2 separate regions of the Homo sapiens genome follow, and region 2 is linked to region 1. The links are chromatin loops, found by intact Hi-C in ENCODE. Cell type or tissue: GM12878. All regions are shown on one strand. Links, peaks and the distances in the headings refer to the core of each region. The heading gives the core; the rest is flanking DNA.

The links. A loop is a pair of places that touch in the nucleus more often than their neighbours do. Peaks named below come from ENCODE experiments on the same cell type or tissue, not always from the same donor. Only the 100,000 strongest peaks of a DNase experiment are listed, where the experiment ranks them.
Region 2: a loop joins it to region 1, with 4 times the contacts of the local background. A loop is called at or near these places in 3 of 110 quality-filtered maps.

The regions. Positions count from the first base shown.
Region 1 is chr10:80,597,250-80,602,629 of GRCh38, reverse strand. All of the region lies in intron 4 of SH2D4B (SH2 domain containing 4B), which reads right to left. Among named protein-coding and RNA genes, the nearest start is that of LINC02655, 50 kb to the left of the region's middle. In GM12878, for the core only: a CTCF peak has its summit at 3,038; DNase peaks (open chromatin) are centred at 3,109 and 4,279; H3K27ac peaks cover 477 bases.
Region 2 is chr10:80,660,005-80,665,384 of GRCh38, reverse strand. No RefSeq gene overlaps it. Among named protein-coding and RNA genes, the nearest start is that of LINC02655, 13 kb to the right of the region's middle. In GM12878, for the core only: CTCF peaks have their summits at 1,120 (motif pointing left) and 2,539 (motif pointing left); DNase peaks (open chromatin) are centred at 1,108 and 2,384; H3K4me3 peaks cover 519 bases.

The sequences.
Region 1 (5,380 bases), core at 326-5,325:
CTTGGTTTCCCATGACCTTGAGAGCTGGTAGGTGACTGTGTGGGCAGGGAGGGGGAAGAGGATCTTCTGCTAACTCTAACAGCTTACGAGACTCCAAGACACCCCGCTCTCTAGCCCTCTGTCTTCACATACACATATATTAATAGATGTGTATATATTCATTTTTTGAGATAAGGTCTCACTCTGTCACCCAGGCTGGAGTGCAGTGGTGCGATCACAGCTCACTGCAACCTCAACCTCCTGGACTCAAGCAATCCTCCCACCTCAGCCTCCTGAGTAGCTGAGAGTACAGGTGTGCGCCACCATGCCCATCTAAGTTTTTTAATTTTTTGTAGAGACAGGGCTTCACTATGTTGTGCAGCCTGGTCTTGAACTCTTGTGCTAAAGCAATCCTCCCACCTTGGCCTCCCCAGAGTACTGGGGTTATAAGAGTGAACCCCCACGCACGACCTCTTCCATCTTTTTGTGCTCCTCAAGGAAGGGCCCTGTCTCAGCCAAGTGGCCTTGAAAAGATATCTGTGCTTCTAAATCTCAAATGGGAGTTCTGGGACCTGGAAAATGCCGGAAAGGGAACAAAACCCATTAGAGGCAAATTCTGGAATTAAAACCAATTATTTTGTAGTCTCACTGCATCTTGGCAGGCCCCTATCTGCCTCTAAAATCCAACTATTTTGCAAAAAAACCTCTTGCTGGCCTTGTTCTTCTAATTGCACCAGGCTAATGCCCCAGCCCTAGTGAGTCACCTTCTCTTCTCAGAGTAAAATCTTAGTTTCTTTCTACTCCAGTGCCACTCAAGACATGCATAGCAGGCACCTACCAAGAACTGCACTGTGAGTATTTGCAGGATAAAGGTCAGTAGACCTGTTCCTGAAAGAAAGCATTTCTACTTCACAAGTTGTCAAAGAACCCTTTCTGGGAACAGAACATCTCCCAGATCTGAAGAAGGCAGCATGAAGTCTGTCCCTCAGAAGGTATTTATGGAAGTGCCCCCATGGGTGTCCCATACAGAATATCCACTAGGCTGTGAACTCCACGAGGGCAGGTGGAGAGTTTGCTTTGGTCTATTCATTGCTATATTCTAGTGCCAAGAACACAGTCGGCAGGCGATACGTATTTTTGTATGACTGATTGGACTCAATTTAAGTATTTAGTGCTGCACTAGGCCCTGAGTTGGATACAGAGATAACAGTGAAGCAAATCCTTCTTTCAAGGCACTCAGGGGCAAGTTGAGAAAATAAGACCAACAAATATCTCTAGCATAATGAAGAAAGTAGTGAGCATCATTTAAAAAAGAGACCAATAAAGTATTGTCAGAGCTTAGGGGCAGCAGCCTCGCATTCTGCTGGGGAGCCAGCAGCCATCACAGGAAATAATTTGACTGGGTGTGGGAAGATCAATAAGAGTTTTCCAGAGAAAGAAAAGGGAAGAGGCCATTCCAGAGAGAAAACTGAGGTTTCAGTGGTTTGTCACTCCTTATGTTACAAGACTCCAAGACACCCCTCTCTCTGGCCTTCCACTTTTTGTGTTCCTCAAGGAAGGGCCTTGTGTCTGCCAAGTGGCCCTGAGAAGACATCCGTATGTTGCGGCTTCTAAAACTCAAAAGGGAGGTCTGTAAGTTCCAGACCCTAAGAACACCATGATACCAGCCTTGTATTGTGACGAAAGGCTCCAACAAGGTCAGGATGCCCCGGGATGGGCTTTGCAGACATTTGACTGCAAACTAAAAACTAGAAGCTCGTGCCCTACAAGGACCGTGACTTTTGGAAGATTACAGCCCCTGAGAGACAGTGACATTCAGTGACAGACAGGCAGGCAGGCTACAGAAGGAAATCGTATGCAGACTAGGGAGCCGGGTTTTTGGAATTCAGACAGGTGGGGCCTTGAGCCATTTGTCACACAAAGATTAAACCCATTCTCCTAAAGCCCAGCTCTAATCTTACCATTCTCTTCCTCAAAAGCCTTCAGTGGCTCCCACTGCACACAGAAAATACAAACACCTTGGCCTGCCAGGTAAGGCCCTGAGAAGTGCCCTGCCTACTTTCCTTACTTTCTCAGCTCAGTGGGCTCCTTCCCCAGCACACACACACACACACACACACACACACACATGCCACTCTGCACTGTAGCTCCACCACGCTCCCACCAAGCTACAAACCTGCCTCTGTGCAGCTGTGTTCACCAACTCAGACCAACCGGGTCAGCTCAGAAATCTCAGGCCCACCCTACTCCCCTGCCCAGACAGAAAAAGCTCAGTGTCCTGTAGAATTCAGATGATCCGGTTACATCCTGCAGAGAAACTCCATGCTTCAAAGCAACATTAATTTGTAGTAATCCCTTGGGTGAATAGAACAATGTCCCTGAAAATTAATGAACCATCCTATAATATGGGGAAAGAAATCAGTAAAGATTTGAATTGTATGTGAAAGTGCATGTGTTTAAATTCTGCTCCGTGTGATCTTGGGCAACCTGAATTACCTTATCTACACCTTCTTTCCTTGTCCATAAAGTGGGGGCCTGACTGGGTTGCTCTGAGATGTAAATGGGACAGTACATGGCGGGCTTGGAAAGCCCTGGCATGGGCTAGGTTTATTAAATATTATCTGTTATTGTCGTGTTTACTGTGAGATAAAGAAGCTGAAATGGCACCTTTAGAAAGGGTCCATCCCTGAGTGGAGGTGGGGAAGTGATGTGGGAGCAGAGGAGATGTGTGGAGTCAGGGTCTCTTGTCAGAGAATGGAAAAAACAAGTGTGAGCAGGAAAAGCCTCTGACCCCTAGGGAGGGAAAACAGGCAGCCGAGATGCTGAAGGGTATCACACAGGCCTTTTGTGACTCGGCCTGCTGGAGCCATGGTCCCTTGGTGGAAGAATGGGTTTGGCACTCAAGACGAGGTAAGCAAAGTTCGACAACAGCTAAACTTGGGCCAAGGGAAAGGGCTCTCTCAACCCTTATCCAAGGCTTCTGAGGTCGGCAGCCAACCACCCTTGTGGTCCTGAAGCCTGCGGGCAACGCCTGATGGCTGCCAACAGTGACCCCCTGTGGCCTCCAGGAGCCACTGCAGGAGTTCCTTAAGACCAGAGCACTTCACACCCATGTGAATGTTGTAATGACTCAGCTTTGGGGAACCATAAAGCCCCCAGGGATTCCTGAGCTAATTCAAGAGGAGAGAGGACCCTAAGCAGGACACTAATCGGCCACATGGGAGCTCAGGCTAGCATTATTCTGAGTTATAACACCAAAAATATGTGGCACCTAGAGTTCAAGGAGAGTTTCAAGTCAGTTATGTCCAAGGAGAAACTGCACGATGTCCCATCCCATCAAGGGATAGAGAAAGCCCTTCTTCTGTCTTCTCCTTCAGCTGTCCTCCCAGCCCAAAATTCTGCTGTGCCCACTCCACTCCCAGCCCAGACTCTACCCCCACTAGCCCCTTCCGGCTCTACCTGTCTCAAGCCTACAGCATTTTAGTATCACTGACCCCGACTCTGGTGCGCACTCCTTTTTAAGAAGAAAGGAAATGGAACCCATATCACTGGACCCTGACCTGGGCCTGAGCCCACGTTTCCCACTCCGCTCTGTCAAAAACCTGGCAAGAAGTGAGACAACCAGTGTGCAGATTGTTGGTTAAAGGCCACAACCAGAATGACACAGGTCAAGGAGCCACAGGTGAACACAAGTCCCTCTGACAACTCCAAAGTCCTGCTTACATTTCTAACCTAGTAACAGTAGCAATGATAAATGTCCAGTTTTTACAAATAATATCATTTCTCAAGTCAGGCTAGCTCATCTCTAAATCTCTGGGCAACTAGATGTTATCTAACTCCACACTCCTACAAGTTCACAGTTGAAAAACTATGAAATGAATTTCTGTGCCTGATGTATTCAGAGAGTCTCAGAAGCCAGAGCTCTGCTGAATAACTGACTGAATTCTCTGTTGAACTGAATAACTAATGGTATTCAAGTGATACTAAATGGGATAATTTCCCTTTTTTCTAACTTGGAAAATTTAATTTGGGTGTTTTATCAAAAACTGCTGCTCCCCCATAGATTAATGGCCCACTATATCTTTCATATTAAATTAATTGAGTGCAGAATGGTTTTGTTGAATGTGAATGACAGGCTCTGGAGTTTAACTCATCATTCTTTAAGAAAGGCTAAGATGAGGAACTAAAACCACAGGGCCTGAATGATCACATCTTTTCTGTTTTCAGAGGCTTTCCCATTTTCAGTTGCCACACCGTACATTAATGAGCAATCAAGCAGCTCCTGGGCCAGACGATTTCCATTCTCCATCCCTAATGAGAAACCAGCCCTGCTCTTAACTTTCCGTCCCATTGTGTAGCTAAAAAAGAAGAGCACTTCATGAACACAGACCTTTACAACTTAGAAAGCACTGTTACTTCCTCTCTCTCATTTCACCCTCCCAACAGGCCTCAGCTCAACATGATTAACCCCATTTTACAAATGAGGAAACTGAGCAACTGAGCAAGAGCTTGCTCAAGGCCACACTAGTAAGTGGGCAGAGCTAGCACAGGACTCCCAGTCCAGTGCTCCTTCCCACACACTGCAGTAGCTTCGGGTGACAACTTTGTAATGGTTCACGATTTTTTGTCAGTATAAACCTTTGCTCTGCCTCCTCTTTCCACCTGCCTCCTCTTTCATCCTGAATTTAAATGAATGCTTTTTAAACTCTTTCTCATCTTATCTTTCAAGCCTCATTTTTCATCACCAGAACCCCAGGCTGCCACCACACTGCAACACGTGCCATGACCTATGCACACAATGATCTTGCTTTGCTCAACACAGTTCCCTCTGCTATGACACCCTGTCCCACCTTCTTCGCCCACCCATTTTCCCTGAACCAAATGCCATTTCCTCTGCAGGGCCTTTCCAAATGCTCTCCCTTCTGAAAGGGATTCACTCTCTCCCCGTGTATTTTATTTTATTTTATTTTATTTTATTTATTTTTGAGATGGAGTCTCGCTCTGTTGCCCAGGCTGGAGTGCAATGGCACGATCTCAGCTCACTGCAACCTCCACCTCCCGGGTTCAAGAGATTCTCCTGCCTCAGCCTCCCAAGTAGCTAGGATTACAGGTGCACACCGCCATGCCTGGCTAATTTTTGTATTTTTAGTAGAGATGGAGTTTCACCATGTTGGCCAGGCTGGTCTCAAACTCCTGACCTCAGGTGATCCACCTGCCTCAGCCTCCCAAAGTCCTGGCATTACAGGCATGAGTCATTGTGCCTGGCCTCCCCATGTATTTTATACAAACCTATGTTGGCACACCTACCTATTGAACTGTAACTCGGGCATGTAAGCCTCTTTTTCCAGGCTGAGATTTTGAGGGGAGGAAATATGTCTAATACAATGGTTGGCATACAGTA
Region 2 (5,380 bases), core at 59-5,058, 63 kb before region 1:
CAAAACCAGTTAGGCCTTATAAGTGACTCTAACCTTGCTTGATTTGCAAATATAAGCAAAATTTAACTTGGGCTATTTCTTGTAAATGCCTACATGAAAGAAAAACAAAACTGAAGCTCAACGAATCAGAAACAGCCAAAAACTTAACAATTGTTATGAGGGACTTTCCAGTGGGATAGACCAAACAAGGCAACTGTCCAACTAACCCATCAAACATTTTCTTGGCTTTACTTCCATGTGCCTGTGAAAGCCCCTCCCTTGGTGGAGCTGCCCAGAACCACTTCTGGTTTGAAGCTGCCTAATTCATGAATCATTATTTGCTCAAATAAACTCTAAAAATTTTATTGTGCCTCAGTTTACCTTTTTAACAGACTTTTCCTCATTCTGAGTTTGGCTCACTACATCCTTTTATGAGGTTTAATTAAAAAATAAAATAAAATAAAAACTTAGATAATCGGCCAGGCATGTTGGCTCACACTTGTAATCCCAGTACTTAGGAAGGCTGAGGCGGGCAGATTGCTTGAGCCCAAGAGTTTGAGACCAGCCTGGGCCATCTCTACCAAAAGAAATACAGAAGTTAGCAGGGCATGGTGGCACGTACTTGGTAGTCCCAGCTACTCAGAGGGACTGAGGTGGGAGGATCATCTGAGCCCAGGAAGTTGAGGCTGCAGTGAGCTGAGATCGCACCACTGCACTCCAGCCTGGGCAACAGTGAGACCTCGTCTCAAAAAAAAAAAAAAAAAACTTGGAAACTCACAGGCAGGGAGACCTACCTGAGACATATCTTTGAGAGGAATAGAATAAACAAAACATTAGCTTCGTTTTCTTATGCTGATCCTCAACTTGTAGTTTGAAGTAAGAGGATGCAGCTACGTCTGTTCCAAGCAGATTTTGGGAATGTTCCAGACTTTCAGAATGTGGCAAGAAGAGTAGTGAGTGAGAACAAAGGACACATCAGAGAGGAGGGAAATGACACTGAAGTTTGAACCAGCTCAGGAGAGGTGAAAAAAACTTACACGTGAAAGAGGATTTTCCAGTCACCCATCCCTCTGCAGCCTTTCCTGGGTAAAGTCAAAGCCTGGCACAGCCACAGCCAATGGCCTGCACTGCCCCCTGCAGGCAGAAATCCTTCAGCAGTGACGATGGACTTCCCCTAGTTCCCCGCACAGCTTTGCAGGGAGCAAGCCTGTCGTGGGAATGGTTTCCAGAACTCCTCCCCAGGCCACTCATCTGACACCCTCGCCTGCAGGTACAGGACCACCAGTTCTGTCGCCCTAGGAACGTGTCCCACTGTACCTGGCACCAGAAGTAAATGGGAATGGAGGGGAAAAAAGGCTTAGAATATACAGAGCCAGAAGTTAAATCTGTGAAAAAATCTTTAAGTCATCAAATATATACAATTAATTCCACAATCTGGAATTCTCACTGGCATTTAGTCAAAATGGAAGTTCTCGACTCTCAAGAATATATTCAAGAACACAGAGTATTCAGCTGTAAATGCAACAATTTTTTCTTTGTTGATGGGAATTGGGTGAAATATGATCTTTCAGATTTGCTGTTTGAAAAGTACAATCCTGTAGCAACACTACAAACAATGAGTAGTCAGTATCTGAAGTTGTATGGCTTCAGAATCACATACAACGATCAATAATAAAACAAAAGTTTATCAACTCAGAGAAAAGGTTGGCTTATCTTTTTAATTTTTTATATGAAAAATATTATAAAATTGCAATATATGAAGAGATGACTACAGCATATGAAGCCAAAAAAAAGAAAAAGAAAAACTGTAGGAAGATGAAAGTTCTTATAGAGATGTGTTAGGAAGTTATTTTGTAAAAAATACAATGTCATCGTTCTGGGTTTGGGGATGTTTGTGGTATTTGGCGCTTGTTCAGTTGGTGTTTTGTGTTTTCTTTTCATATTTTAAATAAATGTTCACTTTTACACCAAAAAAAGAAAACTTAAGTAGAAAAAATGGAAATTATAAAATAGACGAATTAAGGAGTGATAATTAGCTTTGCACAGTTTGATTTAACAAAAAAAAAATCTTTTAAGTAGAGAGCGTTCTCCTAGGACATTTTAATTATGACTTCATAGACTGTTACTGCTTGAAAAGAACTTCGAGGTGATCTTATGCACTTTATGTCTCAGACAGCCCAGGGAACTAGGGCTGAGAAAAAGAACCAAGTCCCAAAGTCCCGCTGTGAGTTACTAGCACAACCAAAATTAGAAGCTAGGCCCCTGCCTCCCGACCACACGCGCCTGCCTCCCAGGGCTGGTTTGCAGCCGGTAGAGACGAGCATGGGCTTTTCCCAGGGATTAGATCCATCGCTTACTCTGAAACACACACATTGACAAAAGCTTTTCTCCACCTCTGCGGCACAGCTCTGTAAAGCCGGGTGCTCCACACGGAGCAAACTGACAGGCAGGCTTTTCCTTCCCAGCGTTGTTCTTAATCCGTCCACCGCACCCTCCTTACAGGCAGGAAGCTGAACTTCCCAGCTTTCTCCCTGCTGCTCAAGAGGCTGCCGTGGGAGATGCTGCGGGTGCCCCCTGCTGGCCAAACGGAATATCACAGTATCACAGGCCTGGCCGCCCCTCCTTTTTAGATAGACATAGACAGATTAGATAGATTAGATAGATGATAGATAGATGATAGATAGATAGATAGATAGATAGGTAGATAGATAGATAGATATAGATAGATAGGATAGATATAGATAGATGAATGATAGATATTGATTGATTGATTGATTGATTGATTGATTTTGGGCCAGTCCCCAGTGGTTGAAGATCCTTAGGTAAGATAGGGGACTAAAATGGGACAACTCTCCACACTAGAGGGCAAAGGAAAGGTTCCATGAGAGTCGTGTTCATGCTCAATTGAGATTATGGCAATCAGGATTCCATCCACAAGATCTTGAAAGGACGAAGCTGAGGCTGTGCAGCCCAGAACAGTGCCTTGAAATTTCACGTGCATAGACATCACCTGGGAATCTGGTGAAAATCCAGATTCTGGTAAGCTAGGCCTAGGGGAGAGCCTAGGATCCTGCATTTCTAACAAGCCCCTAGGTGATGCTGCTGGTCCAAGCACAAGACTTGGAGTAGCAAGATTCTAGATGGAAGTGCGTGGACTTTGGAGTCAGACCAAATTGTGTGAACCTCAATTTTTCCACTTGCTAGCTGTGTGGTTCCAGACAAGGTCCTTAAATATACTGAACCTTGAATTCCACATATGAAAATGGGCATGATCCCACCTACCTCACTGCACTTTTGTGTGGACTGTATAGATAGCATATAAAGGTGCCTTGTGTGGTATCTGGCATGTAGTGGACATTCAGTAAGTGGTGACTGTCACCATCATATGGATTTTTCCCAATAGGTTCATGGCTTCAGCAACTCACTGCCAGTGGATACTAGATATGGATACTGATTTACACAAAAGTGTAAATCACAGCATCTCAAGCTTATGGATGTCATAGTTTCATTTATTAGTCCCTGGCTGCCAAGGTTGGACCCACCTTTAGCTACAAACCCAGAGGCTTACAGTCAGTTTAGAGCTGAATCCTTAGCAGCGGTTTCAGTCACCCCTGATGAATGCACGTCTTCTCTCACATCCAAACTAGAAAGACACAGAAGAAATAAGATTGATGCCTTGTCACCACACTGGAGGTGAGCTGTAATTCACATGTGTGCTGGGCAGACAATGAAACAAGACCTGCAGATAAATCATCTAAGAGCACATAGGGAAAGACTGGATGCTGTGGAGCCGGAGGGTCTGGGTTCATGCACTAGCATCAGTATTCTGTAACTGAGCAACCTCAACCAGTTTGGTAAGCTATTTGAGCCTCAGTTTCCTCATCTGTAAAGTGAGATGATGATGATAATACATCCAGATTAGACACAGAATGTGAAGTGCTTTGAAAATGATCATCCCCCTTCCCTTGGCTCCTCTTGTGTGAGAGAGCTTGGAATTTAAGATAAATGGAGAGCCTTTCTCTACTGTTAGCTCTGTATCCATGGATCCAGGAAGTTAGAGGCAGCAGATGTTACAGAAACGTCCATTTGTAAATAAAACAGAGTGCAATGTATTCCACAGTCAAAGAGTTTAGGTCCGTAGTGTTGAAGGCCTATGTCCACATCTGGATGACATTTTGAAGCAAAGAGTGACTGAAACAACCTAGGTTTCTAATCTCTATATTAGATTAGATTAGAACTCTAATCTCCATATTAGATTAGAACTCTAATCTCCATATTAGAGTGCATACGATCCTTCTGTACTGGCGGCCAGCCCTCTCCAGCTCACCCCTGACTCCAACCCCAGTAATGCCAAACTCCTGCAGCTCCCCAAGAGGGTGCCTTTTCACAACTCTGTGCCTGTTCACATGCCACTCACTTTCCCCCTTCCTCAATCCTCGCCAAACTTGTGACTCAAGGACTAGGCAGGGCTCTTTGTTGCAACAGAAAGAGGAAGGCCGAGAAAGAACTCACAGTATTACCGGAAAGCCTAGAGGAAGCAGCTAGATAGGTGGACGGGATGAAGAAAAGCACAGTCAGAACCACAAGCAAGACTATAGCGCAGAACCCTCCAGGGATGAACCCTCTGCCACCACCTCCAAGCACCTGAAGCCAGCAATGTATGCACTGCCAATGCCATGGCCCTGCAGGCTGAGCCTGCTCCTGCGCTGCCACCATCAGCAATGCTCCATGAGCATCACGGTAGAACCAAGCCTTCCCTGACACACCTTCCTCCGTGTGTCACACACACACGAGTCCTTGAACTGTTCTCCCAGCACCCCTTAAACTTAATCACATGGTTTCGTATTTTTCTAAGTTTCTATGACTGCCTCAGGACAAAGCTCCCCAAAGCCGACCTTGAGAGGAGGAGTCATGTCACGCACATGTGATTTATGAAGGACGTTCTCCCAGGGAAGATGGTGAGGGAGCCGGGGGCAGGGAAGTGGGTAGGACAAGAAGAGGAGGAAGCCAAGCCAGGGAATGATCTCAAGCAAAATTGAAGCAGAAGGTGTCTTCAGACTGACCCCCCAGGGGAACTCAAGAGGGTAAGCTATGCCTCAGCATTGTCCCAACCCAAGGCAAGTATCTGGGCTTCCAGACCCCGTACCTGAATGGCTTGTCTTCATGGCAGCCAGGGCTGGAGAAGGAGGGTGGAAACATAAACTCTGAGACGCCTCCTTGCAAAGTGACTCCATTACCCTAGAACAGTCCTCTGAGGAGAAGCAGCAGCCGTGGGCTATTGAAAGTGCCGTGTCAGTAGCAGCAAGGGCAAAACAGGCTACTGGGGATGGGGCAGAGCCATGAGGCCGTCTGCTCCCATGAGCCCACTAGACCCCACCAGCGCTGCCTGTGTATCTAATTC